Regions from separate parts of the Mus musculus genome. Here regions 2 and 3 are each linked to region 1. A link is a loop called in an ENCODE intact Hi-C map of the cell type or tissue named here. Cell type or tissue: heart. All regions are shown on one strand.

Evidence for each region. A loop is a pair of places that touch in the nucleus more often than their neighbours do. Peaks named below come from ENCODE experiments on the same cell type or tissue, not always from the same donor. Only the 100,000 strongest peaks of a DNase experiment are listed, where the experiment ranks them.
Region 2: it touches region 1 in a loop (5-fold over the local background); 32 of 42 quality-filtered maps call a loop at or near these places.
Region 3: it touches region 1 in a loop (2.6-fold over the local background); 2 of 42 quality-filtered maps call a loop at or near these places.

What each region holds. Positions count from the first base shown.
Region 1 is chr2:35,265,978-35,273,977 of GRCm38, reverse strand. Gm39795 (a long non-coding RNA gene) reads left to right here and starts at 299. Exons shown (of 3, transcript XR_003954036.1): 1 at 299-1,024; 2 at 1,528-1,654; 3 at 5,473-8,000. It also overlaps a transcript of Gsn not described here. In heart, a CTCF peak has its summit at 3,081 (motif pointing right); DNase peaks (open chromatin) are centred at 277, 1,967, 3,237, 3,957 and 2 weaker places; H3K4me3 peaks cover 308 bases; H3K27ac peaks cover 5,720 bases.
Region 2 is chr2:35,210,583-35,218,582 of GRCm38, reverse strand. No RefSeq gene overlaps it. Among named protein-coding and RNA genes, the nearest start is that of Gm13605, 7.7 kb to the left of the region's middle. In heart, a CTCF peak has its summit at 3,637 (motif pointing left); a DNase peak (open chromatin) is centred at 3,642; H3K27ac peaks cover 826 bases.
Region 3 is chr2:35,041,002-35,049,001 of GRCm38, reverse strand. It overlaps Hc (hemolytic complement), which reads left to right. Exons shown (of 41, transcript NM_010406.3): 4 at 3,062-3,132; 5 at 3,648-3,739; 6 at 5,732-5,814. Among named protein-coding and RNA genes, the nearest start is that of Hc, 16 kb to the left of the region's middle. In heart, a CTCF peak has its summit at 3,842 (motif pointing left); no DNase peak of the experiment used is centred here.

The DNA of each region.
Region 1 (8,000 bases):
TGGGCATGTGTGACCTTGGAACTGGCACTCCGGTTCAGAAGAGACAGAATAAATTGGTGAGTTCCGGGTACCAAGAGGAGCTCCTTCTGTAACCCCAGCCTCTTCTTCTGCACCTCCCACAACAGCTGTTAGCAATTTGTTCATGGGCCCCAACAGCAGTGTAGCTGTCTCTCCCCAAAGGCCTGGAATGCAGTTGTTCTCAAGCCAGCAACACAGCCAGGGAGCCAATCAGAAGGAGGATCTGGGGAGAGGAAAATTACCCGTGCTGGCCCTCACCAGTGCTGGTGAGACTGGCTTGGAAAGAGGGGAGCTGGGGGCCTGGCAGCTCTTCCTGAACAATGAACTTGGTCCCATGCCTTGACCCCTGTCTGAGCTAAAGGGATAGTGGGTGCACTTGGGGCCCCAGTACTCCTCTGGAACATGCCTACTCTTTGGCATCCAGAAACAGGAGGAGGAACAGGCAGGCCTTTGTACTGCCTGCTTGCTGAGCCCCAGATCCTACCATGACAGAGCCTGCTGGGGCCTAGGGACACACAAGAGCCAGAGCTCAAGTACCAAGCTCTTGGGACCATGCCTGTCCATCTTATACGCCACACCAGTGTCACATACATACCATGTGACTACATCGCAAGCCAGGCCTTGTGTCCCTTAGGCTTCATGGTAAGGTCTACTTTGTATGTGAATTCACACTTGCCTTCAGTCATGACTACTGACCTGCACACACTGCTATGCCCACTGAACTGTGGCTCAGCCCTGAGCAAGACATGCCATTCCTTGTTTTGGACTCATAAATGGTGTTCCTCGCCCCGGGGGCATATGTAGCCTAAGGGGCAGGGACAATGCAGTGTCACAGTTAAAACCACACCCACCAGCCTCTTTCACCACGTGACCTTGCCAAAGCAACTTCTGTCAGTGCCTCACCTTCTTCAGATCTAAAATGGAATGACAGTAACATTTCTCTGGCAGAATGGTGTAGATTAAAGTAGATAACGCAACGGTTTGCATCCCAGCACCTGCATACTTGGTAAGCACTCTGAAGTATAGCCTGAGTCTGTGTGCCGTGCACTAGAATCCTATGTCTGCTGTGAATGAGGCACTGTGCGTGCTGGGGCAACCCTAACAGCCTGCAAGAGGGTGTGGTTATCCCTCTTACTGAGAAGAAATCCTAGGTTCAGAGAAGGATGACAATTTGCACAGGGCCAGAAAGGAGAGGGGGCAGGAAGCTAGACACAGATGCTAATTAACTGTGGGCAGAGCACTGGAGGAGAGATTGTAGGGAGCACTGGAGGAGAGACTGTAAACACAAGGGAGGTGTTGGGGAGGGGAGGGGAGGTGATGAAAATGTTCTTTCCACTTGTGATGACTTATGCCTTTAACCCCAGCGCTCAGGAGGCAGAGGCAGGAGAATCTCTGTGAGTTCCAGGACAACCAGGTCTACAATTTGCTTAAAAAAAAAAACGTTTATGGAAATGGAAAAATATATATATATACATTTTTCTCTAATCAGTTATGTAAAATATATTTTAGGGATGTTGTTTTGGAAACAAAAGCCCTAGTGTTCGGCTGGAGAAATCAACTTTCCATTGTCAGCAACTTGAGACCCGCCTGGAGCGGCTGCCAGTAGAGAGTGGCTATGAACATGTCTGCAGACAAGGTGGGCCAGCACAATCCTTGGGGGGACCGGGTTTGGAAATTGTGCAAACTCCCAAACCTAGCCCCAGCCTTGGACTGTGTAGATCTGGGTGGGCCCAGGAACCCAATTCTAAGAATCAACCCCCAATGGGAACCACTTGGTAAAAATCATAGTTGGGAAAACTGAGGCTAAGCAGGAGAAGGGGACCTGATGGGTCTCCTTAACCAAACAGCAGGACAGCTGGGACTAGCTGGTCCCTTTCCTGTTTTCTTCTCTCCTTTCCCTCTGCCTCCTTCCTAGGGCGGGCTGCTCCTGCCATCAGCTGTGACTCAGAGTTCTGAGTCATCATGTGGCACTACAGAAGGAACTTCTTAAGAAAAACAATCCCTTACACAAAACTCCCCTGTTCTTAGGAACAGGATAGGCCCCAAGGGCTAGGAGGAGGAGAGAGAATTGGGGCAGCGTGGGAAGCCAGGACTGCCCAGACCTGACTTGAGCAGAGCCCTACACAAGGAGCCTCAGTTCCTCACCTGCAAATAAGACTTCTACTGCACACAGATACTCAGCATGCAGCGGGCATCATGACAAGAACTCTGTGTGTGTGTGTGTGTGTGTGTGTGTGTGCATGTAGAGGCTAGAGATCTTAATTTGGGGGGGGGGGCATGTTTACTCCTTGAACTGGGAGCTCACATATTGGCTCTAACAGTCTAAGCAGGAAGCCCTAGGTGATCTTCTCTCTGCTTTCCCTTCCCACCTCGCCTTGCCTCGCCTTCCCTCTCTCTCCTCCCCTCCCCTCCCCTCCCCTCCCCTCCCCTCTCCTCTCCCCTCCCCTGGACTCTGGTTATAGAGATGCCAGGGAGCCAACAGGTGTGTGGGGCCAGCACTTTACCTTCTGAGCCATCTCCTCAGCTCCATGATATGAGCCTCATAAGCACCATTTAAAACTTACGGTGCCATCATCCAGCTTCGTAGATAAGGAAACGGGCTCACAGAGCTTCAGCTGAAGACCAACCACACAATTGGGAACCTCAAATCAGAGTTTAAATTCAGGGCTACTTGATTTTTTGAAGCCTGTTACTCTGTGTGTGTCTCTCTCCCCCTCTCTGTCTCTGTCTCTGTCTCTGTCTCTCCCTCTTCCTCCCCACCCCCCCTTACAAAGCACCTACTGGCTGCTCTTGCAGAGAACCTGAGTTCAGTTCCCAGCACTAAATGGCAACTCACACCCATCATCTGTATGTAACTCCATTTGCAGGGGATGCAACGTCCTCTTGGGGTCTCCTCAGCACCAGACACACATACAGCGATGAAGAGATGCAGGTGAAACACATAAAATAAAAATACATCGCATTTATTTGTTTATTTATTTATTTTTAAGATTTTATTTACTTGCATGAGTTCTGCCGGCCAATATCGCTGTGCCACATGCATGCATTGCTCTTGGAGGCCAGAAGAGGGCATCAGAACAGGCAGAGAACAGTTTGCTGGCTAAACTGGCTAACCTGCCTGCCCCGCCTGAGCATGCTGCAGAAAGCACCCTCAAGTCCCTGCTACTTGCCATTCCTGTTAGGGCTTCTGTCCTCAGCCATGGCCGGGCAGGGCAGAAGGGAAAAGGCCTTTGACATAGGCCAGGCTAATCACACAGGCCTATAAATAGGACCCTGTGGCTTGGGCTGAAATAGCTGCGCCAGCCCCGACTCCACAGGCAGCAGAGTACAAACAGCCTCCGCCTCCTCTCCCCCACAGTTAACCGAACATTATTCACGCTCCTTGGAGGCAGCGGGTTGGAGCAAAGAGCCACACCTACCTAGAGGGAATCCTGGACCTGGGCCTAGGCTCCTTTTTTTCTGCTTCTTATTTCCATTGCTTCTGCCTGGGACTCAGTTTCCAAAACTGTGAACTAGGGAGGTCAGTTGTGAGCCTTTGGGCCCTTCCAGCCAGGATGCTCTTAGTCTGCCTGTGGCACCCTCTGCTTTTCACACCTACTTCTTTGTGCCCTGCCCCATCAATTTGGAAACTGTGTTTTATCATCGTCCTCAACCTCCTCCTCCTCATCATCATCATCATCATCTCAGTCCTGGGAACCAATCCCAGGGCCCAGCCTACCCTAGGCAAGCATTCTTATTATCTGAGCTATATCCATAGCCTCTGTTGTTGTGTTGTTTAGGATTTTTAAGAACCTAGCCATCCTGAGTGCTGAGAGCCCAGGATGAAGAGTTGAACAAGTCCTGACCAGTTCCTCCATGCTTGGCCTTGGGCCAGACACCAGTGCTAAAGGCATTTCCAACCCTCCTTTCCCCACCCCCAAATCTTCCTGGTGGCCTCTGTGAGCTCTGCTGGGAACATCTTGTTTCTGGTTCAGATTACAGACTTGTGGCCACAGAGGAGTCCCCAGTGGGCAACTTGTGACCTGGGCAGGGCCTTCACCAACGGTAAAACCAAGGCTCCCCAGCCGTCCCATGTACTTAAACCAGGCTTCTCGGCTTCTTCCCAGCCACCATCCAGCCCTAGTTCATGGGTGCAGAAAGCCAAACTGAGAGGGACTGGGGCACCTTCGGGTTAGAGAGATAGTGACTCAGACTCAGACTCAGACTCTCTCACTCCTGAATCCAGAGCTGCAGAGATCTAACTCAAGTCAGCCTAGCTGGACAGTGGGGACAGAACCCAACAAGAACAAAGAACAGAGAAGACCAGCCTGGCTATTCGCTATTCCCCTCCCCATCTCGCTCCCCCACTTTGTGTGTGTGTCTGTGTCTGAGTGTATGTTTATGTATGTATGTATGTATGTATGTATGTATGTATCTGTATAAATGTGTATATGTGTATGTCTCTGTGTGCCAATGTGTGTGTGTGTGTGTGTGTGTGTGTGTGCGCGTGTGTAGTGAAGGGAAGCGACAGGGCTTCACTGGTAACACACATTCTCTCCTACCAGCTCTCAGCATTGCCTGCTCTGACCCACCCTCCCCTTTGCCTTCCACCAATTGGCTGCTCTACAATCCCATCAATCAAATTATTCCTCTCCTTGACAGCCATCTATGCGGTGACCCAGAAAATTGAAACTAACTTTCAAGGTCTCTCTAGACATCCCTGTCACCTCCGGCCGCTCCCAACTCAGTCTCCACCCATGACTCACTTGTCCTCAGGCACATTGGGCTCCTCCAGGTGACCAGCCCCTTGCACATAATGCTCATCTCAGCCCAGTGCTAATCTCAGGGGCATGAAAAGCTGACTGGCTCCCTGGGCGTCTTGGAAGTCAGCAAATGCACCCTGGGTATCAGCCACCACTGTCTCCTCATGGATTAAAGTATCACTGCTCTTGCAGGATGGTACAGCTCACCTCTCTTTCCAGTACAGAAGTCAGCAAGGGCTGCCTAGGAAAGGGAGGGTGGGGCAAAGAACCAAGAGGATCTTGGGAAAGCGCTCATTTCCCAGGACTTCTCAACATAAGGCCTCACATGAGGAAGCACTGGGGCACTTCAATGAGGAAAACCCTAAAGCAACAACACCACATTGGGTGTGTGTGTGCGCCCGTGTGTGTCTGTATGTGTGTGTACATCTGTGTGTGTGTGTATGTGCATGTGTGCATACATGATGGTTCCACTAATAAAATTCTCCTGGTCTCCCACTGGGAAGCTCCTGAAAGCCCCCAGTAGCCTGGAGTAAAACCCACAGTCAAGGGCAGCATGGCCTTATCCCCTTGTCTGAACTTTCCCCATTCCCTCTGAGGGATGCTCTCCCTGCCTAGCCACCCTGCTGTCCTGTACTCAAGCTTTTCTGCACTGTCCACCTGCCCCACCCCCCACCCCCACCCCCGGGCACCTAAACTATCTCCTCCTCCTCAGGTGAAGAAAATCTGACTCAGTGGCAGGAATGACTATCTACACAGGATGCATGGAAAGGATTCGTTCTTTGCCCATTCTCCAACACTCAGCTCAGGGCCTAAATATCTGTCACGTGATTCATGGATTCCAGAATCCGGTGAGCATTTAAGTAAAAAAAAAACAAAAGCCCAGAAAGGGTGGGGTGGGGCAGCTCAGGAAAACAGACCGGCCAGCCTCTCCCACAGCAAAGAAGAGAATGTTCTAGATGAAGAGAAAGCAATCAGTGTGCCAGAGACTTGTGACAAGGCTATCTGCGGATCTGACAGGACCCCGGGTCATCTTGCTCACATGGAGTTCATGGAGGTACAGGACAAGAACAAGCAGGCCAGCTCAGCAAGCGCTCATACTCAGCTAGACCCAAGCAGGTCTGCTTGTGGTCCTGCGGTGTTTGCAAAAGCAGGGCAGGCAGGGAGAATGCAAGGTCCTTGTGACATTGCTAGAGAGCAAAGTACACACAGAAAGGGACACTCCTTACTGATAAAAATCTCTCAGAGGCAGCTCCCTCATGGAGCGAAACAGCACCCCAGAAGCCAGACATGGTTCTTCAGTGTCAGCTGGGGCCAGGCCAGGCCTCTGTCTGGGCCTAGAGAACCTTCCAGGAACCCCTAGCTCCAAGGACTAAGTGTCTTGATGACCATCAAAGGCCCTTTTATCTAGACTTTAAGAGGGATAGTAGGCGGCTCCTGTCATCGCTCAGGAGCTAGGTGTGGCGGAGAGCTGAACAATGCAGGCACTCACTTCCTGATGCTATGGGCAAGCAACAGGGACATCACAGGCTGCTCACTGATGCCATGGGCTGAAGGGCTTTCTCTTCATACAGTAAGAAATTTTCTTCTGTTCAGAACTGAAACACTGTCACAGCGACCCTCTTGGCTTTCCGGCTCACAAAGGCCTTTGGCATCTACAGGCGCATCTGATCCTCCCACCCCCGCGCCCCGCACCACATCCCTGTTAGATGTATGGGAGTTGGGGGGCTGCGGAGTTGTGCAATGCACCTGCCTTACAGGGAGGAAAGCCCTTGGAAAGCAATCTGGGTCTCCTGGCTGGGAGCCCAGCTCTCTGCTCTCCCAGGGCTCTGCAGGCTCACCTGGAATCTGATAGGTGGGCCCGCCCACCCAGCCAGGTGGCAGTGACTCATCCACCCTCCCGTGACTCACACTCCTCAGGTGCCTCCTAAGGTCAACAAGCCGGGGACTTGATGGCCACAACCCAACTTCTCTCACCTCTCTGCCACATGCAGGGAGACTCCCTGCCTCTCCTCCTCCTCATGGGGAATCTGCCCCACCATACAAGGGGTCCCAGAAGACTTGAGAACACAGCAAGAAGCATAGCCCATAGCCTGGGTGGGAGCAGACATCTGGGCACTCAGCCCACCTCATCCCTCGCCCTCAGGGCTCCCCTCGCCTGCCTTCCCCTTGTTGAGGAGCAGATGAGTTAACACATTGACAGTAGCGGCCACAGGAGAAACCTTTAAATCCACAAAGGCTCTTCAGCCACTCCCACTCTAGAATCGTCTAGACTCCCCTGGACACTGGGTGGACAGTGGCTCTGTGTTCTACTTACCTTACAGGCTGCACAAGGAGAGAGCCACTCCGAGAGGAGATGCTATGACAGCGGCTGAAGCACTGGAAGAGAAGCTGGTGGTACCTGGAAAAGGGTCCAGGAATCTCAGTGTCAGAGTCTGAGGTCACATGGGTAAATCCCTCCTACTTGCATACCTCTAGTGATGAGGCACTCACTTCCTGCTAGCACTGCCCACACCTGCTGCTGGAGGGTTGGGCGGGGTAAGAGTGTGCCTCGGGGATGCCAGGCCATGAGCTCCTTGGCATAACTGCTTTCTCTGAGGCTGTGGTAAATGCCACACCCAGAGCATGTTAGATGAGGGGCTGAAGGTCCATCCTTTATCCTAGACCCAAACCAATGGTGGGTTGTACAGCTGAGTCCTCTGGCCTCTGTCAAGAAGGCAGACTCAGGCCCACTCTGGAAGATCTTGCTACCCAAATTGGCTTCTCCCTGCCAAGGGGAGAGTCAGGATCCTCGCACCGAGGGGCCTCACGGGCTCCTCAGATGAGAATACAAGCTCCTTCCTTGAGCACAGAACATAGCAGACATTGCTGATGGTTTCTGCAGTGTCAGTAGGTGATACAGATGTACAGCAGTGGCTGTGGAGCCACGGGAAGAGAGGTCAGAGGTCACACGTTTATCTGGGCCTGGGGAACTGGATTTCAATGGCACCTCTGCAAGCCTTTCACAGATATCTTCCAGAAAGAAAGCCCTAATTCCTAAGGGCAGGTCAAGGCAAGTTGGGTGTTTGGTTTTGGAAATGACATCCTCTACTTCAGTCCAGACTCATTTGTTCACTTGAGGGGCTGCATATGTTCCCAGATGCTTCACGGTCAGCAAAGGGTACCACCATCCATCACCTCCCATCCACCATCCACACAAGGGTCCTGGCAGGCATCACCCTCCTCCACCTCCAGTTCACTTTG
Region 2 (8,000 bases), 55 kb after region 1:
ATCCCAGCTGGGCAGGAACCTGAAGGCAGGAGCCGATACAGATCCCACAGAAATTTTCGTGGTTTGCTTTCTTACAGAACCCAGGACCATCAGCCCAGGGGTGGCACCTCCCACATTGGTCAGGGCCCTCACACATCAATCACTGATAAGAAAATGCCCTACAACACAATCTTGTGGAAGTATTTTCTCAAATGGGGTTTCCTCCTCTCAGATGATGCCAGCTTGTGTCAGGTTAACAGAAAATTATCCAACACAACCACTGTCCTCTATTTTACATGTAAGGAGAAGGAGTCGCTGAGTTATTAGGTGACTGCTAGGAATTGCATAACAGACTTATATGTTTCATGCCTCTACCTTCTAATATTTGAACAACTATTCCGAATGTGTTTAGTCACAGATAATCTCCAGGTCAAGACAAGGGTGAGAACGGCACATAAAAAAATGAATAAGATGGAGATTTGTCAGTTAGATGGAGTGGGATGGTGCGGGAGAGGGGTGTTAGCATTCCATTTGAAGTTACAATAATGCATTTCTGTGTTTATTTTAAATGTAAAGAAATAACTGTTATGGACCAAATCATGCAACCTCACCCCAGATGAACTGGAGTCCTCACTCCCAGTACCTCAGACATAACCGTATTCTGAGGTAGGTTATTCTGTGGTTGCCATTTATATGTCTGTGATAAAACAGGTTGACAAACAATTAGCTTAAGAGAAAAAGGGTTTATCTAGGTTACACATCCAAGTTACAGCCCAGCACTGTGGGGAAGAATCAAACAATCACATGGCGTCCACAGTGGAGAAAAAAGTGGAATAAACATATCTCTGGGGTCTTCACCTTAGCTTTTTTCCTCTCTTACCTCTTGTCCAGGGAATGATGCCGCCCACAGTGGGCTGGGTTAGTCTTCCTATATCAACTAAAGTCAATACAAGGCCCCACAGCCCAGAAGCCCCCTGACCTGTGTAATTCTTCATTGAGGCTCTCTTCCCAGATGATTCTAGGTTGTGGCAAGCTGACAAAACGAAGCCAGCATTCAGGAGACAGAGGGAGAGTTCCAGAAAAGCCAGGGCTACATAGTTTGACTCGGTCTCAAACAAAACAAAACGGTAAGCATCAGAGTCTTTAATGGATAAGTTGAAATAATACCATAAGGGTGTGTCCTTATCTAAGGGTCTGAAACTGTAAGCCTAGTCTGACTGCAGACAGAAGTACATCAGGATGTGTGCTTGTTTCCACCGGAAGAAGGTGGTAGTGTGTAGCCTTGTTGGGTTTGCTTGTTTAAGTACCTGACCAATGTAGCTCGGGCATTTTCAGGGAACCCTGGAGTGGGCCTGGCAAGAGTTCATCATCCTGGCCAGCATTTAATTACAACTTGCTCTAAATTTGGCTCGTTTGCCCAGAGGGATTGATGGAACCTCAAAAAGTATAAGCCAAATTAATTATCTCAGGTATTTTGTTATGGTGATGGATGTCTAACAAATGCATGTAGCAAGCTCACAGGGCAAGATCAATTTCCTTCTCCAGGAGCCCCCAGCCTAGTCAGAGAAGCAGGGTCTTATGGTGAAGTATTGTAATTCCAAGGAAACTGGAGTGAGATGCCTGGCAGTAATCAAACAGGAAGTGGTTTTAGAGCTGGACCTTGAAGGTGACTAGCAAAGAAAATCAGAATCTGGCAGGGTTGAGAGTGGAGCTAAAGCTGGGGAGGGAAAGGGAGTAGGGGTGGGGCCACTCCATAAAGGGTAAGGAATCGCTTCTGTTACAGGAAAGGTAACCTCTAAATGGACGATCCTAGGAAATGAGCAGAATAATTCATAGTCTCTGCTCTCCACCTAAGGAGAAGGAGAGGCCAGCAAGGCCAGCCATGAAGCTCTGGTCTGGGTCAGGGGAAAACAGGAATGCAATCCTTGAGCACACGATGGAGCAGCAGTTGTGTTAGTCACCATGATGTCAGACATAAGCTAAAAAGAAAGACATGTGTCAGTTCACAGTTTTAAAGAGTTCACCACTTGTACTGGCTAGTTTTGTGTCAACTTGACACAGCTGGAGTTATCACAGAGAAAGGAGCTTCAGTTGGGGAAGTGGCTCCATGAGATCCAGCTGTAAGGCATTTTCTCAATTAGTGATCAAGGGAGGAGGTGGTGCTTATGGGTGGTGCTATCTCTAGTAGTCTTGGTTCTATAAGAGAGCAGGTTGAGCAAGCCAGGGGAAGCAAGCCAGTAAAGAGCATCCCTCCATGGCCTCTGCATCAGCTCCTGCTTCCTGACCTGTTTGAGTTCCAGTCCTGACTTCCTTGGTGATAAACAGAAGTATGGAATTGTAAGCTGAATAAACCCTTTCCTCCCCAACTTGCTTCTTGGTCATGATGTTTGTGCAGGAATAGAAACCCTGACTAAGACACTCCTAAAACTGTTGCTTGACCTTGTGTACTTTGGTAGAACATCGCCTGCAATCAAAGCAACACAAATATGGAGGAAGGTTTAACAAGTGTTGTGGGTCCCTCCTAGACACTGGGGACTTACCTCTGAACCAGCTGCTGGGGTCCCCTACCGAATTAAGATGGGTCTTCCCACATAAATGAACAACATCGACACAATCCCCACGGCCTGTCTCCCAGGTGGTTTTAGATCCCTTCAAGCTATCAATTAATCCAAAGGAACGCTGTTCAGAACAGGCTAGAATGTAGTCTTAGTTTTCTTTGCTCTTAAAAACAGCTGCGCCTTGTTCCTCAAAAGGAGGTAAGTGACTGTTGTTACATCTTGTGCCTTGCCACAAATCTATGGGCCACCTTCCCATTTATGGGTGAGAACATGGGTCAGAAAGCTCGTGAGCTGCAGAAACGAACACTAACACTAATCCCATGCCTGTGAGGCGCCAGGCCCTATGCAGAGCGTCACAGTCATGCTCTCATTGAAAGTTCACGAAACCCTCCGGGGTAGGTATTATTTTCATCTTTGGTCTATGCTTTCCGCCACAGCCGTGAGGAACCCAAGAGCCAGCAGGTCAAGTACTCGCCCGAGTGTGTAACTGCGGAAGCCGGACCATGAATGCAGCACTTTGTGTCTTTGCTCCAACAGAAAGCCCGAGCTTGCAGCATAAAAGGGCTTTCTATCTTTTCATTCCTTAATGAATGACCCTCGCTTTTCATGGGTGATGGAGACAAGAGCTGGAGTCCAGAAAGTAAGCCATGGGCTCTCTCTCTCTCTCTCTCTCTCTCTCTCTCTCTCTCTCTCTCTCTCTCTCTCTCTCTCTCTCTCTCCAAGCCTGGACCTCTGGGCCCTGATCCGTGAAATGTTAGGGCGGTACTGACCAAAGCAGAAGGCAGGTTCCTTTGTGTGCCAGGAGGTCTATAATTCTAGCTTCCCCAGGCTTGGGAAAAAGTCACTAATTATTAATCAGAAAGAGAGCTAACTTGCCAAGATTTCAGCAAACGGCAGAGCCAGGATTTGAATCCAAGTACACCTGACTCCGAAGCTTCTCGGTTTACTCTTAGGCTGGAGAATAAGAGGCATTAACAAAGAGACTCAGGGAAACAGCTGCCTAACAAGGGGTGGGCCAGCAACACCGATGGGCTCAGTGGACACGGGCAGGGCAAGCTGGCTGCAAGAGCGGCCCGGCACGGACAACCTACGCCCTCTTGTGGAGAAGTGCTGAAATGCTCCGCTCCCCTGGGTTTTCCATTTTGACTTCAGACTAGGCTAGATGCAGGAGTAGCCAGGGGAGGAGGGTGTTTTACTCAGCTTTAGAAAACAGTGGCCTCAGCTACCATCTCCTACACCTGCACGGAGACTGCCGGCCGCTCTGGGAAGCCCAGCTGCGCTGGGTCCAGTTGTTGACCAAACAGAGATTTTGTTTTGTGTTTTGGTTTTACATCATGTCTGTACTTAACAGCAGCAAAACACAGTACATCTACCTGAAGTGGACTTTCGTCTGCAGTGTAGAAGTGGAACATAAATACGCGAAACCCCCGGAACAAATAATGTTGGCAGGAAGAAATTCAGCTTCCTTCACGTTCCTTTTCTTTCACTTTTGTTGCCATCTCCAGAGTGGGGAAAGATCTCTGACAAGCCCAAGGCACGAGGAATGCTATGGTTTGCCTGTGTCTGAAACAGTTGGGAGTGCCAATTGGGTGCAGAGTGGAGCCTCTGGGCGGTGGGACCTAGCTGGAGGAAGTACGTTGCTGGGACTCGGGCAGTGAGGCATATAGCTGGGCCAGCCTCCTCCCAACATGCCTTCCCCATGATGGGTTGGGAGTTCTTAAACTGTGAGCCAAGATAAAATTCTGCTTCCTGTAAGTTACTTGCTGCGACGTTGCAGCGATGAAAAAGGGTGCCCATACAGGGAGTTTTTAATGCAATAATGCATTAAATGCATATGAGTTCATTTGCCACATTAGAAGCGCACACTGGACTCTGGTGGTTCTAACACAGCTAGGTCCTCAACTCTACTGAAGCATTGCCTGCACCGCCTCGGAGGCTGCTCTGTGGTCCTCCTCGGGGTAGGGGAGGTGGCAGCTAGATCCTGAAGAGGAGAGCAGGGTGTGGAAAGGCTTAGCCAGCGAGCCACCGTGATAGAGCCCACCACCCACCTCAATCAACCAACTACCACCAACTCAATCAACAAGAGTCTCCCCTCCTGCCCACTCTTATTGCACGGGCAAGGACACTGAGGCCCTGAGACATGAAGAAGCTTGCTTGAGCCTCGGACCTGATGAGCTGCCGTTAGATCTCGAGGAAGCAGGAAATAAAACGTTCAAAAGCCATTACCTAGTCCCAGCGTGGAGGCTTGCTATGTGGCTGCTGGGACCTCTGTTTTCTTATCAGCACAACAGAAACTTAATTTAAAAGGTGCCCATGGCTTCTTGACGTTCTACCAGCTACTACAACAACCGAAGTCAGAAAAACACAACGGGGCCCAGAGGGGCTTGAGGGGACCTGAAGAGAGGAGGGCCCCAGGTAGAGGCCAGTGTTTCTTCACGACAGGGGGAATGCCCTGTCAGCTCCGGGCCTCTCCTGCTGCACCTCAGACCCTTATCAGTAAAGAGCAGAGAGCGTCAGCAACCAGAGAGATTTCTTTATCTCTCTGTTTTTCAAGTTTTGACCAAAATCACCAAGCCATAAATCCTTCAAAATGGCTGCTGTGTATCACTGCCACCATTACTACCACCACCACCACCACCATTTCTTCCCATTACAAAGGTGTTGAGGGGGAAAGCTGAGGGGAATAGAGCCTCGGTCACCCGAACTGTGGATAAGCCTGTGTCCCTAGGGCTGAGAAACATGGAATGGACTGCTGAGTTCAACTAATCTCTTCACTTCTCAGATCTGGAGGCAGAGACCCAGAGAGAGAAAGCAATTTCCACAGGGTCCCAGTTGGCTTCGACCTCTCCTCACCCCCTTAGTCCTTAGTTAAATAACAGCAGGTACACCTGAAAGCTACTGTTTATCAGCATAACAGACTACGGAAAGCCACCAGTAAATTACATAGTGGTTACAGAATCTGTTATGTGAGTTCAATTACCTAAGACTTGAAGAATTTGCGGTATTTTTCAAAATAAAAAAAATTTTTTTTACTACAATGTACTTTTTTGGGGTAGTAGAATATAATATATATCATTTGTTATTTTAACCCATATATATATATATATATATATATATATGACTGTATATGTGTGTAGGTATATTCGTATATGTGTTTGTGTATAGGTGTGTGTGTGCATGCACACATACTCACAGGGGTATATATGTGCAGGTGCATATGGAATTCAGAAGACAATGGTGCCATCCCACTTTGGTCTTTGAGACAGGATCTTTTACTAGTCTGGAATTCACTACATAGGTGAGACTGGCCAGGGAGCCTCAGGGAGCCCACATGCCCAGTGCTGGGATTACAAATATGTGCCACCATACCAGCTCTTTATGTGGGTGCTGGGGATGGAACCCAGGCACACATGTTTATACAATGTGCTGGCTAGTTTTTACTGTCAACTTGGCACTCTTGGGAAGGGAAACCTCACATGAGCAGTTGTGCAGTTCAGATGTGTCATATCTCTGAGTGATCGTCTTAACTGATGATTGATGTGGGAGGACCCAGCCCACCGTGGGCAGCATTATCCCTAGGCAGGTGGGTCTTGGCTATATAAGAAAGGTAGCTAAGTGGCTGGGCATGATGGTGCCCACCTTTAATCCCAGCACTTGGAGAGACAGAGGTGGCTGGGTGTCTGAGTTCAAGGCCAGCCTGGTCTAGTTTCAGGATAGGGGGACACATAGAGAAACCATGTCTCAAAAAAGAAGAAGGAGAAGGAGGAAGGAGGAGGAGAAGGAGGAAGAGGAGGAGAAGAAGGAGAAGAAGAAGAAGAAGAAGAAGAAGAAGAAGAAGAAGAAGAAGAAGAAGAAGAAGAAGAAGAAGAAGAAGACATGACAGCCAGGAGTCAAGAGTACCTTGGAAGGAAAGAAAGAAAGAGAGAGGGGGAAGGGAGGGAGAGAGGAAGGAAGGAAGGAAGGAAGGAAGGAAGGAAGGAAGGAAGATCAAGCAAGCTATCTGAGATTGAACAAGGGAGTGAGTCAATAAACAGCTACTTCATAGTTTCTATTCCAGTTCCTGTTTGAGTTCCCTTGATGGTGGACTATGACCTAGAAGCAAAATCTGAAGTACCCTTTCCTAAGTTACTTTCGGTCACTGTATCTATCTCAGCATCAGAAAGCAAACTAGAACACGTGGTCTGCAGGTCTGCATGTTACCTACTGAGCCAGCCCCTGGGCCCCATTGAAGCACCTTTTAAATGTATACTTAGCAGTGTTAGATAGATACTCACTGTAGTGTAACTCTTGCCACTGTTGAGCTTCAGAGATCCTTCATTACTGAAGACTGAAACTCTGTATCAATGGAGCGAGAGCTCCTGTGTTGTGGCTCTCCATTCCTGCTAACAACTCTTTATCCCCTAGGTCTGTGCATTTGAGTATTTTAGGGACTCCACGGAAGTGGAACCATACGATACCAGTCCTGAAATGGAACCATATGATACCAGTCCTGTGACTGGCTTTTTTTTTTTTCCCCACTAGCACACTATGCTCAAGGTTCAGCCACATGTGGCATGAGTCTGAATTTCCTTCCCCTCTGAGACTAAATAACATGGCACTGCATTTGTGTACTTATCCTGTGAGTGGCCTTAGTGGCACTACTAGAATACTTCTGAGGTCTGATCAGGGCAAGGTGCTTACATAATGTGGCACTATATGCTAACATGGTCAAAAGACTTTTCCTGTGTGCAGAGAGAGGATGAGGTAGAAAAATTACACTACACTCAGGCCTGGTGGTGCATGTCTTTAATTCCAGCACTCGGGAGGCAGAGGCAGGTGGATCTTTGAATTTAAGGCCAGCCTTATCTACAGAGTTCCAGGACAGCCAGGGTTACACAGAGAAACCTTGTACCAAAAACCAAAGATAGGCAGACAGACAGACAGACAGACAGACAGACAACACTATTATTTCCCCCAATATTCAGAGTGGTAAGGAAACTCCCTATTAGGAGTTTGGGACTTTACAGTTTACAAACACCCTCAGATCTGTACTTCTCACGTACATTCCCACCCATTCTCTGTAAAGTTCACAAGGCAGATATTACTGGGTCCATTTTTGCAGAGGGCAGCTCTTAGCTGTCTCTTGGGCTCCTGAGTGTAACTGACAGGGATGGAGTCCAATGTGGTAGGCTGGAATACCATCGACCTGTGTGCATCATTCATCGTTCAATAGAATTATACAACCCAACTCTCTCAACTTGAGGTCACACAATATAATTTCTGCTACTTTGGAGAGAAGCCTGATAATCCAGTCTATTCACTGATCTTTTCCTGTGAAGTCTGGCAATGCTTCAGAAACAGAAACCGAGTGCGCCCTCCATGTCCTGGAATAAAGATGGCAAGGCACTGGGAAGCAGTAGACACATTATGGGTGCAGGGATGAGCAAGAAGTAAATGTTTGTAGTTATAAACACTGAGATCAGG
Region 3 (8,000 bases), 220 kb after region 1:
CCTTCCCCACACTTTTTTTAAAAACATTTTTATTAGATATTTCCTTCATTTACATTTCAAATACTATGCCGAAAGTTCCCTATACCCTTGCCCCGCCCTGCTCCCCTACCCACTCACTCCCACTTCTTGGCCCTGGCGTTCCCTGTACTGAGGCATATAAAGTTTGCAAGACCAAGGGGCCTCTCTTCCCAATGATGGCCGACTTCTTCTGCTACATATGCAGCTAGAGACATGAGCTCTGGGGGTACTGGTTAGTTCATATTGTTGTTCCACCTATAGGGTTGCAGACTCCTTCAGCTCCTTGGGTGCTTTCTCTAGCTTCTCCATTGGGGGTCCTGTGTTCCATCCAATAGATGACTGTGAGCATCCACTTCTGTATTTGCCAGGCACTGGCATAGCCTCACAAGAGACAGCTATATTAGGGTCCTTTCAGCAAAATCTTGCTAATGTATGTAATAGTGTCTGCATTTGGTGGCTGATTATGGGATGGATGCCCGGGTGGGGTAGTCTCTGGGTGGTCCATCCTTTCGTCTTAGCTCCAAACTTTGTCTCTGTAACTCCTTCCATGGGTATTTTGTTCCCTATTCTAAGGAGGAATGAAGTATCCACACATTGGTCTTCCTCCTTCTTGATTTTCTTGTGTTTTGCAAATTGTGTCTTGGGTATTCTAAATTTCTGGGCTAATATCCACTTATCAGTGAGTGCATATCAAGTGACTTCTTTTGTGATTGGGTTACCTCACTCAGGATGATATCCTCCAGATACATCCATATGCCCAAGAATTTCATAAATTCATTGTTTTTAATAGCTGAGTAGTACTCCATTGTGTAAATGTACCACATTTTCTGTATTCATTCCTCTATTGAGGGTTCTTTCCAGCTTCTGGATATTATAAATAAGGCTGCTATGAACATAGTGGAGCATGTGTCCTTATTACCAGCTGGAACATCTTATGGGTATATGCCCAGGAGAGGTATTGCTGGATCTTCCAGTAGTACTATGCCCAATTTTCTGAGGAACCGCCAGACTGACTTCCAGAGTGGCTATACCAGCTTGCAATCCCACCAGCAATGGAGGAGTGTTCCTCTTTCTCCACATCCTCGCCAGCATCTGCTGTCACTTGAATTTTTGATCTTAGCCATTCTGACTGGTGTAAGGTAGAATATCAGGGTTGTTCTGATTTGCATTTCCCTGATGATTAAGGATGTTGAGCATTTTTCAAGTGCTTCTCAGTCATTCAGTATTCCTCAGTTGAGAATTCTTTGTTTAGCTCTGTACCCCATTTTTAATGGGGTTATTTGAGTCCAGCTTCTTGAGCTCTTTGTATATATTAGATATTAGTCCCCTATCAGATTTAGAATTGGTAAAAATCCTTTCCCAATCTGTTGGTGGCCTTTTTGTCTTATTGACAGTATCTTTTGCCTTACAGGAGCTTTGCAATTTTATGAGGTCCCATTTGTTGATTCTTGATCTTGCAGCACAAGCCATTGCTGTTCTGTTCAGGAATTTTTCCCCTGTGCCCATATCTTCTAGGCTTTTCCCCACTTTCTCTTCTATAGGTTTCAGTGTCTCTGGTTTTATGACACACTTCTTTTTTAAGGATGAAAAAAATTATGATGATTTTTTTAAATAAAGGAAAAACCATCATCTTTTTCATCCTTTCAGCCTAACTCCACATAAAATTAAGTATAACCTCTCACCTTGCACTCCTATCATAGAGGATGCATCCTGGAAATGGTACCGTCCACACTACCCATCACTTAGCGTCATCACTCTTGTATAGCAAGTGTGTAGTCTCAATCCCGAACCCCAGGGCCTTTCTTGGTTGTTAAGGCTTCTTTTGGGAATGGCCTCCTGTTTTCCCATCATGACTTGACTGATAAGAAAATCTGGTGTCTTCATTTACTCTAGATAATGAGATAACTTCTTATAAATATTTTTCCTTTGATGACAGATAATGAGAGAGAGTAGTTAAAAATCAGACTCTGGTGCCATTTTAACTGGGGTCAGATCCAAGCATAGCTTTTATTGACTGGTAGTCTGTGAATTCATTTCTCACAGCCCATCTTCCCCATCTGAAAAAAAAAAAGATACTAATACAATTTGTTTCATGGAGTTGTACCAATTATTGATGTAGGTGGGTCCTGCCCATAATGGGGGAGGTGGGTGATGCCCCTGGGCAAATGGCCCTGAATTTATAAAAGCAGGCTAAGCAAGCCAGAAAGAGCAAGCCAGTAGGCAGTGTTCCTCCACAGCCCCCGGTTCAGTCCCTGCCTCTAGACTCCTGCCTCGAGTTCCTTGCCTAACTCCCTTCAATGATGGAATATCACCTGAGAGTTGTGATCTGAAACAAATCCTTTCCTCTCCAAGTTGCTTCGGTCATAGTGTTTTAGCCCTGTTGGATTTTGTAAGTAGAGAAATAACATACTGTCTGAATCAAACTGCCAATTTCCCACTAACTCTGATAAAAAACACCTCATACTCCCATCCATCCATATGGTAGCTACTTGGTAAACAGTTACAGACACAAGTTATTTTACACTAACGATGCATTCCCAAAGGCTTCCTGGGGTTGCAATGTATTTAACACATTGAACTGTATGTTAAATTCAATACAAGTAGTCTCCTTATATGAATCCTAGGGGTCTCTTTTTTTCAACATACATTTTCATTTATGGATTGTGAATACAGTCTTTCAAATGAGAGTTAGCTCATTAAGAACTGTGAAATTAAAACAAAAATCTACTGGGCTTGGTGGCATGAGCCTATAGTCCCAACTATGTGAGAGGCTGAGGCAAGAGGATCATGAGTTCAGGGTGAGTTCGAGACCAGGCTAACTAATTGAATGAAACCCTGACTGAAAAGTTAAAGTGAAAAGATAGGTGGGTGGTTAGGGGAGTGGGGGTGGGTGGGTATGGGGGACTTTTGGTATAGCATTGGAAATGTAAATGAGCTAAATACCTAATAAAAAATGGAAAAAAAGAGAAAAGATAGAGTAAATAAATAAAGGAAAGATAGAAACAATGTCTGCAGTTTCTGATGATGTTACTTGGTTTTGCAGTAAAGATCAGAGTCTATTCTCTGGGTGACGACTTGAAGCCAGCCAAACGGGAGACTGTCTTAACTTTCATAGTAAGTATTTTCTTTCTATAAATAATACTTTAGCATATTTATCGAGCAATCTCCCTCCATGATCCCATCCTCACTCTACACTAAACCATATGATGTCACTAAACACCCAATGTGAATGAAGCATTATAGATTTACGTCTCCATGACAGACACATAGGATACCTGTACAAGCTAAATTAACAAGGGGAGGATGCTGATATAAGCCATCAAAACCCATCCTTGTTCTACTTCCTTTTTAAAAGCACGGCCATCAAGAAGTAATTAAAAGAGTTGGCTCCTTGACCAAGAGCTCTTGTTGCTCTTGCAAAGGATCCAGATTCGATCCCTACACCCACATGAAGGTACACCACCTCCTCAGACACCAGACACACATTGGAACACAGATGTACACACTGGCAAAGCATTTATGCAATACAATAATGGCAAATCTCCATCGCTTGTAAATTATCCACCTTGGATATTCTTTTATGGTAACAGAAAGTGAACTAAGGTGTGGTCATCGGTTTCTATTCAAAGGACCCCGAAGGATCAGAAGTTGACATTGTAGAAGAAAATGATTACACCGGAATTATCTCTTTTCCTGACTTCAAGATTCCATCTAATCCCAAGTAAGTACAAAAAAATGTTTGTTATTAAACAAATTTTCTCTAAAATGCACATCTGGAACTTTTGGCTGGTAAGGACCTACACAATCAAGTGGAGCCACCTAGTGTTAGCAGAGTGCCATAGATGCAAACATGAGGCTGCTTCCTGGTAGGGAAAGCCACAACTCAGTGTTGGAATCCAGCAGAGCCCACCACCATCCCTGATACTCAGGAGACTGGGGCTGCAGGAGCCCAGGACTTCATCTGCAGCCTGGGAAACAGAGCTCTGTCTGAAACACACATGCACAAACTTCTGATACCTATTAGCTACCATGTGTCTGTATATTTGAATACAGCTACAATGTAACGGAGAGTTCTGGGAGCAAAGCAATGTAGAGATGGAGACCCGGTCCTGCTTCTAAGGGAGAACAGCAGTGCATGTATTAGACATGAGCATCTGCAAACAGCTGCTACAGAACCTCAACCAGCCACTTTATGCTCGTTTCCCCCTTCCTTCTAAAAAAGGAAATCAGCCTGTTTGCATTCTTCTAAAGTATAGGTATTTTATAACTGGGGAGCTTCAGTAAACTGAAAATTTTATTTTATTTTTGGTTTTTAGAGACAGGGTTTCTCTGTATAGTCCTGGCTGCCCTGGAACTCACTCTGTAGACCAGGCTGGCCTCGAACTCAGAAATCTGCCTGCCTCTGCCTCTCAAGCACTGGGATTAAAGGCATGCACCACCACTGCCCAACTGGATTAATTTTTCAGTTGTGTACTTACTTGAAAATACAATGCACTCTACAGTGCAGAATTGAGCTTCTTGCCATTACTGTCATTATCTCAAGCTTTATCTTGTCCCATGGCCGTTATGCATCACTATGAGATTCTATGACTGGCACTGTCCCACCCCGGTACCTTTACACTAGTCACCTCATTTAGCGCACACCTCACCCTGTCTTCCACACTGAGCTTCACCTCATCTTCAGGGCGCTGTCTCTGGGTGTGGTCTACCCCCACACCGCCCCTTCGTATTCTCTTTGAGATGCTTACCTCAATGTCTTTATTTTCTTGTTTCTTTTGAGTTTTGCCGTTTGCTTGGCTTTGAGGCAGGGTCTCACTGTAGCTCAGGGTGACCTGGAATTCATTCTTCACTACAAACCGACCTCAAACTCCTCCTGTCTCAGTCTCAGTAGCAACAGCGCCAGGGTTACAGACGGGATGCCTCTCTGCCAGGCTCTTGTCTTTACAGTTTTCGATAGACTGGGAACTCCCTGAGGGCAGCCCTCTTGTAGACTGCTTGCTTCATCTCAGCAGTCATGGGATGAGGTACTTGATAGAGATTCTTTAGTTATTGCTGAAGATAACTGCAATACACACAGTACAACCAGGACAGCATGTTCTCACTTCACAAACGAGGCTCAGAGGCTTGGTCTCTTCAAACCTGCTCCTTCCTGTACAGAAGCACGAGGTCTCCAACTCACATGGGCTGTTAACTCTGAAGACCGTGGCACTTCCTGTCATTCTTTATTATCATTATTTTTTAACTAAGTAAGTCTTTTCCTTTTCAGATAAACCCTTGCTTCCAATCATTATTCTATGTATGTAAGGTGTAAACTTTATGATCCATAGAAGCATGACCTGTGCATTACATGTTTCTAGAGACGTCACTATGGATTTTCTGATATATTACAGATTGTAATATCGGGTTAACATCCTTAAACTCAAGAATTAAGTAAATTCCGAAGTTATCATTGGTCCTTTAAATCAAACAAAATGACTGTATTAAGATAAAATACCTGGAAAAATAATACAATATGTAAAATCTAATTAATAAATCATTTTTATTATCAAAAGAAAAATACTCAACTATTTCTGTTAATTGTTTTAGAATCTCTCACAAGATATTTACATGCCTATGTATTCTAACATCTTTAAATAGGAATTAGTTAAATTGTCTAGGGCAAAATTAGAAGTATTTAATGACATTCGTGTTTTTAAATATTTTGCTTCCACAGGTATGGTGTTTGGACAATTAAAGCTAACTATAAGAAGGATTTTACAACAACTGGAACTGCATACTTTGAAATTAAAGAATATGGTAATCTCTAATATTAATATATTATTATAACTAAGAGGGATTTTGCAGTACCTTTGGTATGACTGGAAGTACCAGAAGAGGGTGGGGGGAGACAGATGTACGTAGTCATTGTTTGAGTAGCTAGTGCTTAGTTCTAACTTGCCCTGTCAGCCTTGAAGAAGCCAACTGATCTGCCTGGACTGTGTCCTTCATGACATTGTTGAAAGAAATGCAGTCCCTTGAGGAACTTGGCTTGTTAAAGTCCTTCCTAGAATTATAGTCTTGAGATAAATAATTAGATAAAGTGAGTAGAGCCCGATAGCTCACTTAGACCTTGGACATACTCCTATTTTGAGATCGGTCATATTACTGGGTCGTGAAGTAACTACGAGTAGCTGAATCTCCCCATTTCTCATTAGTTTACTCTAGGGGTGTTGGGAGCCGCCCTCACATTTGCCATTACAAGATGGCGCTGACAGCTGTGTTCTAAGTAGTAAACATAATCTGCACACGTGCAGGGGCAGTTTTCCCGCCATGTGTTCTGCCTTTCTCGTGATGACAACTGAGCCGATGGGCTGCAGCCAATCAGGGAGTAATGCGTCCTAGGTGGAGGATAATTCTCCTTAAAAGGGACGGGGTTTTTGCCATTCTTTCTCTTGCTTTCTTGTTCTTGTTCTTTCTCTTGCTTTCTTGTTCTTGTTCTTTTTCTTTCTCTCTCTTGCTCTCTTGCTCTCTGGCTCCTGAAGATGTAAGCAATAAAGCTTTGCCGCAGAAGATTCTGGTTTGTTGCGTTCTTCCTGGCCAGTCGCGAGAACGCGTGTAAGATAGGGGGTCTGTGCTGTAATCAGATTGGGCGTCTCTGCTTAAAGCCACTCTCTCTTTCCTCAGGAAGATTCATAAGAAGGGCAGATAGATGCACTGTTAACAATCAGCAGGGAGACAGTGACCAAATATGCCCTCGTGGGACTCAGCCTTGAAGATTAAGCCCGGTGCCTTGTCCTGCCTGACCTCACTGCTTCCTGCGTTTGCCGCTTTCTGTAGGCATGCAGATCCCTCCTGTCTCTTACTCTCTGTCTTTGCCCCCAATCCACTCACCTCACCAGGTTTACGCCAAACAGGACAGCAGCCGTCCTAGCATCGCTGTTTATCAGTCAAACCATCTCAGGATGACAGTCATCATAATGATGATGCAGAAAGCACCTACTACTCGCTCTTTATACCTCTACATCCTTAGCTTGAATTGCCCCTGCTCCTTCTTCAGCCTCATTTTATATCACACTTGCCCCCCCCCCCCGGCTTTGGAAATATCACACGTGGTGTTTTTCCATTTCCCTCCTGGCCCGGTCAATTTCGCTCACATCTCGTGTCTCAGTCTGATGTTCATTTACTTGGAGAATCTCTCTTTGGATTTGTTTCCTGGGTAGCATCTCAGCACTCAGTGTACTCTGAGATTATTTCCTTACCCTGCTGTAATTCCACTCGTCCTACGGCTACTGTTCCTATGGTGACACACCACAGTCAAAGCAATGTGGGGAGGAAAGGGTTTATTCGGTTTACACTTCCACATCAAAGTTCCACATCAGGACAGGAACTCAAAACAGGGAAGGAACCTGGAGGCAGGAACCTGATGCAAAGGCCATGGAGGGGTGCTGCTCATTGGCTTGCTTCTCACATCAATTCAGTCTGCTTTCTTATAGAACCCAAGGCCATCAGCCCAGGGGTGGCACCATCCACAGTGGGTGGGGCTCTGCCCCATCAATCACTAACTGAAAAAAAAAAAACTCTACAAGGCATTTTCTCAACTGAGTGTCCCTCCTCTCAGGTGACTATAGCTGGTATGGAGTTGACATAAAACTAGCCAGTACTTCCTCCTGCAGCAGATGGGGGCAAATAATAGATACTCACAGTCAGGAATTACTGAGAGAGAGAGAGAGAGAGAGAGAGAGAGAGAGAGAGAGAGAGCTTGGAATACACAGCTCTATAGGAGATGTCTCCATCTAATCCCTCCCCTCAGAGCTCAGAGAACCCTACAGAAGAGGAAGCAGAAAGAATGTCAGACCAGAGGGGATGGAGGACACCAGAAAAATAAGGCCCACTAAGTCAACATGAGCAGGGCCTGCATAGGTCTGCACAGGTCCTCTGTGTGTATGGATAGACTGTAGCCTTCAGCTTAGTATGTTTCAAGACTCCTGAGTGTGTGAATGTGT